Regions from separate parts of the Homo sapiens genome. Here regions 1 and 3 are each linked to region 2. The links are chromatin contacts, found by Hi-C or POLR2A ChIA-PET in ENCODE. All regions are on one chromosome and are shown on one strand. The core of a region is the stretch at or near the end of the contact, and the rest is flanking DNA. Distances in the headings are between cores, read along the strand shown.

Evidence for each region. A loop is a pair of places that touch in the nucleus more often than their neighbours do. ChIA-PET counts read pairs that join two places held with the same protein, here RNA polymerase II (POLR2A). Pooled maps may share reads with other maps.
Region 1: a loop to region 2 is called in a map of endometrial microvascular endothelial cells, with 6 times the contacts of the local background. The contact joins the enhancer-like site here to the promoter of TLK1 in region 2. A Hi-C loop is called at or near these places in 3 of 168 maps with a recorded cell type or tissue (astrocyte of the cerebellum, endometrial microvascular endothelial cells and thyroid gland) and 2 of 50 pooled maps. POLR2A ChIA-PET finds 5 or more read pairs at or near these places in 4 of 52 experiments (A673, WTC11, activated CD4-positive, alpha-beta T cell and 1 more).
Region 3: a loop to region 2 is called in a map of dorsolateral prefrontal cortex, with 12 times the contacts of the local background. The contact joins the enhancer-like site here to the promoter of TLK1 in region 2. A Hi-C loop is called at or near these places in 15 of 168 maps with a recorded cell type or tissue (B cell, CD4-positive, alpha-beta T cell, CD4-positive, alpha-beta memory T cell and 8 more), 37 of 37 single-sample maps with no recorded cell type and 20 of 50 pooled maps. POLR2A ChIA-PET finds 5 or more read pairs at or near these places in 18 of 52 experiments (A673, B cell, CD4-positive, alpha-beta T cell and 13 more).

Annotation. Positions count from the first base shown.
Region 1 is chr2:170,949,291-170,952,413 of GRCh38, reverse strand. It overlaps GORASP2 (golgi reassembly stacking protein 2), which reads right to left. Exons shown (of 10, transcript NM_015530.5): 3 at 2,672-2,875; 4 at 2,124-2,210; 5 at 956-1,086. Among named protein-coding and RNA genes, the nearest start is that of GORASP2, 22 kb to the right of the region's middle. Within about 2 kb of position 1,858, at least 3 of the 41 ENCODE cell types and tissues checked have a DNase peak (open chromatin) inside an H3K27ac peak, as active enhancers do.
Region 2 is chr2:171,159,452-171,162,151 of GRCh38, reverse strand. It overlaps TLK1 (tousled like kinase 1), which reads left to right and starts at 1,259. Exons shown (of 21, transcript NM_012290.5): 1 at 1,259-1,862. The coding sequence starts at 1,724. RefSeq lists silencers at 669-728, 859-1,578, 1,849-2,088 and an enhancer at 1,443-2,087.
Region 3 is chr2:171,317,058-171,319,861 of GRCh38, reverse strand. METTL8 (methyltransferase 8, tRNA N3-cytidine) reads left to right here. Exons shown (of 10, transcript NM_001321154.2): 10 at 1-2,804. Among named protein-coding and RNA genes, the nearest start is that of METTL8, 120 kb to the left of the region's middle. RefSeq lists enhancers at 1-712, 1,191-1,290, 2,018-2,077 and a silencer at 1,300-1,502. Within about 2 kb of position 1,326, at least 7 of the 41 ENCODE cell types and tissues checked have a DNase peak (open chromatin) inside an H3K27ac peak, as active enhancers do; they include A673, B cell, GM12878 and 2 more, where a contact is called at or near this core.

The DNA of each region.
Region 1 (3,123 bases), core at 609-3,108, 210 kb after region 2:
GCATGGTCAGAGGCAGACTGACGAAAATGTTCTGTATGGGCCTAGCTAATGCAATGGCCAACTGACAGTATTAAACACATCAAAAGAAAAAATGTCTTCCAAAGAATGTAGCCAAATTTAGTTAACATAATTAAAAATGAAAGAATATGTGATGTTCTTTGCTGTTGGTCTTCACTGTCCACAGAATCTCTTCCTCCAGTTTGATTCCATGCTCAGCAGGCACTCTTGTGGTACTAATCTGACCTGAGTATTCTTCTAACTAGAGAGGGGGTATTTTTCTATTGCAAACTGAAAATTTGTCATTCAAATATAGCAGCTTCTCTGCAAATGTAGTTTATATGAGGAAGTGCCTCTTGTAATGAATAAATTTTGAATGCCTCGAATAGATCCTATTTCTGGGCATTTACAAACCTGGGCAATGGACAATGATAATTTGATCAAGTATTGCCCCATATAGGCCAGACTCTTGGATGACACATCTATCTTACTTTTCTCAAACTGCAACAAGTTAGAATACTTGTGGCGAAACATTCAGCTGGAGAATCTCAGGTAGTGTGGGTAAAGATACTGTGAGCAAACGGAAGCTTTTCCTGCCTGCAGCAACTAAGTTATCCTTTTCCCAGCATGGGATTAGAACTTTTGAAAACATGTGGAATGTTTCCAAATTCTAGGCTTTTCTATAATTATGGCTTATGCGCAATAATTTCTCAATTAAAAAGAAATGCTGTTAGCTCTTAGGTTAGTAAAGAAAAGGACTATAGTATATATACTATGTTCCCTAGATATGTACTTTAAAAAAATTGGTTTCAATATTCTAGACTAGCTCTTCCCTTTTTTTTAAGAGGAGTCTTAAAATAAACCAGTAATTTCTTTCAAAATAAAAACAATCAATGTCTGCAACATATCTGACTGGTATGTTTAAGCAGTCATAACTTAGTCTAAAAAATGACCTTACCTGCCTTCTCCACCCCATGCAGAATTTGGTGTAATAATCACTTCTCGACAGTTATCAGTGTCTGTGTTGTACACATACAGTTTCAATGGTTTTGCTTCATGTGTTTCGATAAGGCTGAATAGATCTTCAGACTGCAAAAGTGTCACAGGAGAAAATGTTTCACGTTACCATACTTTGGAACAGTGTGTCTCAAACCTGGCTATCAGAATCACCTGAGAAATCTAAGAAAAAAATACAGATTCTGGGCCCTGCCCCAGACATAAAAATCACAAGCAGGTTTAATTCAATATATTAATTCAAGCAAAGCCTACTTACTACATACAAGGCTTTATGGCCAGTTCCTTAAGATCTAGTTGGCACTCTTAGTACAATTCTTTTACACCCGAGTTCTACATATTCTGCTTTTACTTCCCATTATTAAGACCTGGTTGTCTGGGCACCTCATTTCTCACTCTTTTTTTTTTCTTCTTTTTTTGAGACAGGGTCTCTCTAACTGTTGCCTGGGCTAGAGTGCAGTGGCATGATTTTGCCTCACTGCAGCCTCAACCTCTCAGGCTCAAGTGATCCTTCCACCTCAGCCTCCCAGGTAGCTGGGACTATAGGCATGCACCACCATGCCTGGCTAATTTTTGTATTTGTTGTAGAGACAAGGTCTCACTATGCTGCCCAGACTGGTCTCGAACTCCTGAGCTCAAGTAATTCTCCCATCTCGGCCTCCCAAAGTGCTGAGATTATGGGCATGAGCCACTGTGCCCAGCCTTTTCTCTCATTTTTGATTTAGCAATGTATACTTCCGCTAGCTAAGAGACAAGGAAAAGGATGTAATATAGCTGAGCTAATGCTGTCACTGAACAAAAAGGGGAAGAGAAAATGAAATCAATGAACAATTGAAAATGAGAATTTGATTTAGACTTCAGGTATGCAAAGATTTCTGTATATTACACATAAAATCTGTGCAATTGCCGCACAGTATGTGTTTTTCCTCACAGCTATACCTAATAAGACACCTACCAGATGTTCCATTTAACACCCTGAGGCTTAAGTTATTTTTGATCAGCAAAGACTGAAATTTTAACTCTAAATGCAAAGCATGCAAATATCTTTCTCAACTCAAACCTCAATGAGAAAATTTTATATAGTTCTCACTATGAATAAACACACGAATTACCTCATTCATGACTGTATCTGCTCCAATTATATAATCACTGTGTGGTCTAAGACCTGCCAGTGCTGCAGGAGAATTTGATTCCACCTCCTAGAATGACATAAACACACACCCTAAAATTAATATATATAAAATAATCTTCCAAGGTTTATAGTCCAATTTTTAATTATGTTGATTTTTTAAATCTGTATACTTCTGTCTTGCTAGAGATGTGTCAGATGTCAGAAACTACAGAATATATTTTAAACTTCTGAGCATAAAAATTACATAATATTTAACAAATATTTAAAATATTTTTGTAGCTATCTACTCTAACACATCTTATAATGAATAAATCATTAGAAAAAGTTCTTAAACTTGTACATTTGCTTCTCTTCCTCAACTTAAAAAAAAATTGATCCATACTTAAAAAGCAATGAACGCTGATTTTTGGCAAAAATTGCCTATTAATAATATCCTTACAATCTTATTAAGCCAGAAACAACCATTGTTAAAACATCTTTCCACACTGCTTCATGAACCTCCAGTAACAGTTCACAGTTGATACGTACCAGCACATGCCAAACATTTTCATTTGCCCCATCAAAGCTGCAGAAACGAATGCTCACTCCCAATAAGCCCTGGCCGCCCCACAGGTTACTTGGTGTGACTGAGGTCTCTCGCAGTTCCAATGTTTTGCTGCTATAGATAAGCATCTTTACAGGCTTTTCAACGTTTGCTTTCAGCAGATCCTTAAGAGTGTCATTGTCTTTATTCTGTGAACACATAGAAATCACATTCCTTAGTAAATAAAAATTTAATGTTAGCTTAAGCATCCTATGGCCCTATAAGAGTAATATTAATAATCAACATAAATAAAACATTCAACAAAGGTTTCACCAACATTTAAATTTTCTTCTATGTAAAAGAATGTCAAGAAATTAAGAACTCTTACGTTAGCAACAACTTGAAACTGACTTTTTTCTAATAGCTCATTATGGATTATGGAATTTGCAACCCAACA
Region 2 (2,700 bases), core at 10-2,509:
ACTCACTGAAGTATCTAAAGCACAAGGCAACTACAATTACTTCTGGAGATAACTGACAATCAAGGTTCTTTTCTAGTATGATAGTTTATCTGAACAAAACATTACTATGAGAAATGCGAAGTCATAAAAATAAAAAATAGAAACGACATTTTTGTCCCCCTGGTAATCATGCCATTTCCTCTTGTCTGTGCAGTAGCGCTATATCATAATCTTTTTAGTGCTCTATTCAATTTGGTTTTCTAAAGAGAGAAATAACCTTGTTGTACTTTTCCTGAACTAGAGTGCTCTTTTATGTACAAGAAGCCCAATCCCTGGTGTGAGTATACTTGTGTGGGTCTGTAGAAAGCTACACTCTATCTATAAATTTTAGCAAATGCTGTTATTTATTTTGGGATTTTTGTAGTCGGGACTCAGCGGAGACACTAGAAACAAATTATAAGTTTCTAGAAACCATACCTTCTGCAAGATGAACGCTGTATAGTTTTCCTAAATATGTGATTCAGTAATCACATTTTTCATTTAGATTTTCCACTTACTGTTTTAAAACAAAGAATTGCTATACCATACAGTCTACAAAACTGGTAATTTTCAATTTCCTCATTAAAGATTCTTCACTCTTTTTTAGAAAACACGAGAAAGTTTTATTTCCCAACTCTCCCACTACCCATGTTTATTTTCATAGCTCTTTTATTCGGTCATTATTCCCATTCTGCAGACGGGGAGGCGCACATACGTTTTTCTGCACAGTACAGAGGGGCAAGAAAGAAGGAACTCTCAACTTTTCAGTTCCATTTTGAGAAACGATCACATTGAACTCCCGAGAAGCGGCAGCTGAGCGAGAGCAGCAGCATTTCTCCCCGTGTTGGGTGTGGGTCAGGAGAGAGGCGCGCTTCCGCGGGAGACAGGGGGAGTCAGGTGGCAGCGGCGCTGGAGCCCGAGCGGCGCGGCGGGGGCGCGCCTCCCTCCGGCCGGCGCGGGGACGCTGCCCCCGCGCACGCGAGTCCGGCAACCCCGGGCTCCCGCGCCGCGCGGCGATCCGCGGGTGCGGCAGGGGCGCCCCGGCGCTCTAGTCTCTTCCCTCGCGCGCTCGCTCCTTCCCCATGCCCCCACCCCCCAGCCCCTGGCAGGTCCCTCCCCCAAGCCTGCTCCCGCGGCCGCCGCTGCCGCCGCCGCCGCCGCCGCCGCTACCGGAGGCGCAGGAGCCTCGCGATAGTGTTTGCACAGGCGGCGCGTGACGCCGCCGCCGCCTGTAACTGATGCAGAGGTTACCCCACCGCCTCAGCCGCCACCCACAGCCCGCCGCCGCCGCCTCCCGGGCGACGCCGGGGGCCGACGCACTGCAGAGGTGCCGGCAGGTTCCGCCCGCGGAAGTGTCCTCGGCCGGCGCAGCCCGCGCTCCGCCCGCGCTCCGACCCCGGCCCGGCTGGCACCCCCTCGACGCCTCCGCCGCCGCGCTCCTTTCCTCCTCCTCTCCTCTGGCGCGCCCGCTCGCTCCCTCGCTTCTCCCCCTTTCCCTCCTCCCTGTCCCCTCTCCTTCCCTCACCTCTTTCCTCCCCACCTCCCCTCTTCTCGGTTTCCTCCCCCATCCCCTTGACTCTCCCCTCCCAGCCCTCGCTCTCTCGCTCGCCCTCAGCGCGGCCCCCGCCATGACGGAGGCGGGTGCCGGTGCCGTTGCCGCCGCTGCCGTCGCAGGGGGGGAGTCGGGTTCCCAGAAAGTAGCTTGATGAGTGTCCAAAGTAGCAGTGGAAGTTTGGAGGGGCCGCCATCTTGGTCCCAGCTCTCCACGTCTCCAACCCCGGGCTCGGCGGCGGCGGCCAGGTCCCTGCTGAATCACACGCCGCCATCCGGGAGGCCCAGGGAAGGTAAGCACCGCCGCGCCCGCGCCCGCTCGCGGGCCTCCTCTCCCGCGCCGCGGACCCCCGCGCCCCCCCCCCGCCCCCCCCGCCCCGGGGCTTCTCCGCCAGACCCTGGGGTGGGGGATGGTGGCGAGGTGGACGCGAGGCCGCCCGGCTCCCCGGCTCTGGGGAGGTAGTGCCCTGGCTGTGGATGGTGGTTCGCGGGTGGCGGAGGAGACGGACGAGGGGGTGCGCGCTGGTGGGGACGGGGCGAGGCGCATAGACTCGCCTGGGGTTCCTGGGAGCCAGTCCTGCGAGGGTGGGAAGCCTCCCCCCAGACGCGAGCCCCTTTCTGCTCCATTTGCCAGTACACTCAGTACTCTTAACCTCCTGGCCTCCGGTCTCTGGTGGGTTTTCCCTCCCGCTGGAGCCTTCGTCCTCGAGCCCCCTCCCCTTCTCCCGCGCACTCCTCCCATAGAGGCGGTCCCCACTTTGCGAGCTTTGCTGCCCGGGACCTGGAGGATGCCCCTCGCTTGCTGGGTTTCTCCTTTGGGGAGAGACGCTGAAATTATCTGGGCAGACTTTGATCCCCTGTGTGGCCCCCTAGAGCAATTTAAACGACAGACTGACTCGTGGGCAGGCTTTTAAAACCGCCCCTCCAGATGGTTGCAACTTTCTCTCCTTCGCCGTTGCTTCCTGCGTGTTTGTGCGTTATATTCTCTGCTGCAAGTAGGCTACTGTTCTTCTGTGACAGGGTCGTGGGTTTTGTGGGAAATATCTGCGTAAAGGTTATTGCAAACACGCACCAAATCGGTTACAATTGTTTTCTAAGTTTTCTGGCTTCTTGCAAGCAAGTGGGCTGCCA
Region 3 (2,804 bases), core at 77-2,576, 160 kb before region 2:
ATATTGTTTAAATGCACCCTTCATTTTTTTCTCCATTTCTAAAAATTCACTTTTGAGCATCGTCCAAATGTAAAAATTCTCACACATGAGGAACTGTTTCCGAAGGTTGTGAGAAAGTCAAGATAACAGTTTCTATTATTAAAAGTTTTGCATTCGGTATGACACATTTGCCTGTATTGAAACACCCATTTAACATTGACTTCTGAGAACTTATTTGCTTTGCCTCTCTCGATTCCATATGCTTTGTCTACAAATTGTGAACACGTCCCGGTTTCTACCCGTGTGTGATTCTAAGTCGTTGCTGTACTCTAGCTTGTACGTGAAAATTCACCCATATGCAGATAGCTGCCCTCTTGGAGGCAAAACTTAAAGCTATCAGAACCATCTGGATTGTTAAACCCCAAAACTTCCAACTCATCAAAGTCCTGAAGCCTGAATAGATCACACATTGTTACTTCTAATTGGTTTTGATGTTTGTTATGCTCCTCACAAGTGCAGATAACTTCACATTTGCATCACTAATCGACCTCTTTCAAAGCCTCTGCTCCTCCTGCTTCCTGCCTCTGTTAGTCATCAGGAGACTTAGTGTTGGCGTGGGTATTTTCCCCGCTTGTGAAAGTGCATTGTCAATTCTAGAGCATTAAATATATGTGAGGTATTGTTATTAATCTACAAGGCAGTACACACAGTATTCCAGCAACAGTGACTTTTTCAAAGGTTTTATGAGACATTGTAAGAAAGACAGTATCTTTCCATGGAAAAAAGTGTTGCCTCAGAGTCAAACAGGAAGCATGGGTCCTAGTTCCTATTGAACTGCTTAGCTACTCTTAATTTAGCTCTGAATGCTAGATTTTGTGTATACTATACACATTATTTAATCCTCAAACTCCTAGGAATTCATTTTGATGATAACCATTTACAGAAGAGATGTTGGGTAACTTGCTCAGGATACCACATCTAGTAAGTAGCAGAGTCACAACTCGGACCCAGAACTCTCTGATTCCAAAACCTCTACTTGCTGCTCTTGTAATGGATGGGCCCAAATGCTGCTGGGAAAGGCACCAGGGAAGAAAGAGCTTTCTGAGTCAAGCAGAAAACGATAGCAGTGGAGAGGAGTTTGTTTCAGACGACCTTCAAGGTTATGGCTCATTCTAGATCCAATCATTCTAGCAAATAAGTAGGTTACACTTGTCCACAATTACAAATTGGAAAAGAAGAGAAGGAAAGGAACTGAGAGGAATGACAAAGCAAAAAGCTTTCAATCAGTTCTTTTCAGCATTCTGCTTCTGCCTAGTTCTGCACTCGCCCCACCCCCTCAGGCTTCAGCCTTCCACTTGGCATCCCTCCTCGCAGAGCACTCTCACTTGCATACTCCTCGCTTAAAGAAAAAAAGCATTCTGTACTGCAGTGGGGAAAAAAAACCCTTAAAATGTCTTCAAAAGGATTCAGCTCTAGGGTAATGTAAAATATGTGAAATCAGGAGGTGTCCATAATAAAATATGAGTGAAAACATCGTTATTTAAAACATTGTATGTACATTAATGCCACATTAATACCAATTCAGGCATGAAATGTTGAGCATTTCTTGGAATACGGTTTCTTGGAATATGGTTGGGGATTTGAGAGGCGCAAAGGTACCCGCAAGATGGCTTTGGTGTAGTTATAAATATAAATAGAAGTAAAATAACAGTTGCATCTTCATTTATAATGAATCTATATTGTGGCCTCAAAGCTACAGAGAAAAGTGGATGCCAAAATCTGTCTTTCATTAACATATGTCTTAAATGACAAGGAAGAGGTGTTGAAGATAAAATTACTTTTTCCTATGAGTATGAATCAGCAACATGCAGTAACAAGCAAGTAATAATAGTTCTGCGTGTGAGTGCCTACAGAGGGTAAGAAAAATAGCATCAGATTGAAAAAGCAAGTGCACCTGCAGAAGGGACCCAGGAGGCTGCAGAGCACAGCTCCCTTGAGCATCATCTCAAAGTGTCTCAGAGCACAGTGACCCTAATTCTGGCAAGTCAGGTTGGCATGAGATGGATGGAGCACACTGAAATCTCCAGATGGTCAGACAGCCCACCCTCAGCTGCCCCTGGAGCTCGGCAAAGGCAAGCTACAAGGCACTGCTACTTGGCCAAGAGTTTAAAACAACAGCTTCTGATTCTACAGTGTCTGTGGTTTCACAACCACTTAACCTTAAGTAAGGAACAGCTAGAGTTAGCTGAATGAATAAATACACGTTAACGTTACATAAAGAGGGAAAAAAAGCAATACTTGAGCACATAGACTTCAAATAGTGTCCAGCTAGCTGTGTCCTTGGCATCCCAGTGATCTGGGTCTTTATCTTTGATTTTCTCCAGCAGGTAGGCACTGAGTAGATCCAGGGCCCAGGGCGGGAAATGCTTCTGTATCAGATGTTACCTATCAAATAAAATGAGCCTTTGATTGCCTCCTAAAGCTCCAGCATCGTCTTTCCTAGTTGGGCTGATGAGGTTTGGTCCAGAAAAATGGAATTTTGTTATGCTTATAAAAATTATTTGGCCAAATATTTTCAATCCATTGCTCCTAGTTCATTGCAGAAAACGCAGAAATTAATTTTTTCCTCAGTTAACCTTTATATATCAAGTGTTGGTTGTTTCAAAAAACACTGGAGGACAGTCACCCTTTGGGCTTTTAAGGCTTTTCCGCTGGAAGCAAGCACTAAACCTGTGTGACTTCCTAAAATTAGCAATGAGCCCGCTGCTGAGTCCACTGCATTAGTGGGGCTTTTTTGTTTTTTGTTTTTAATGCTCTGTACTTAG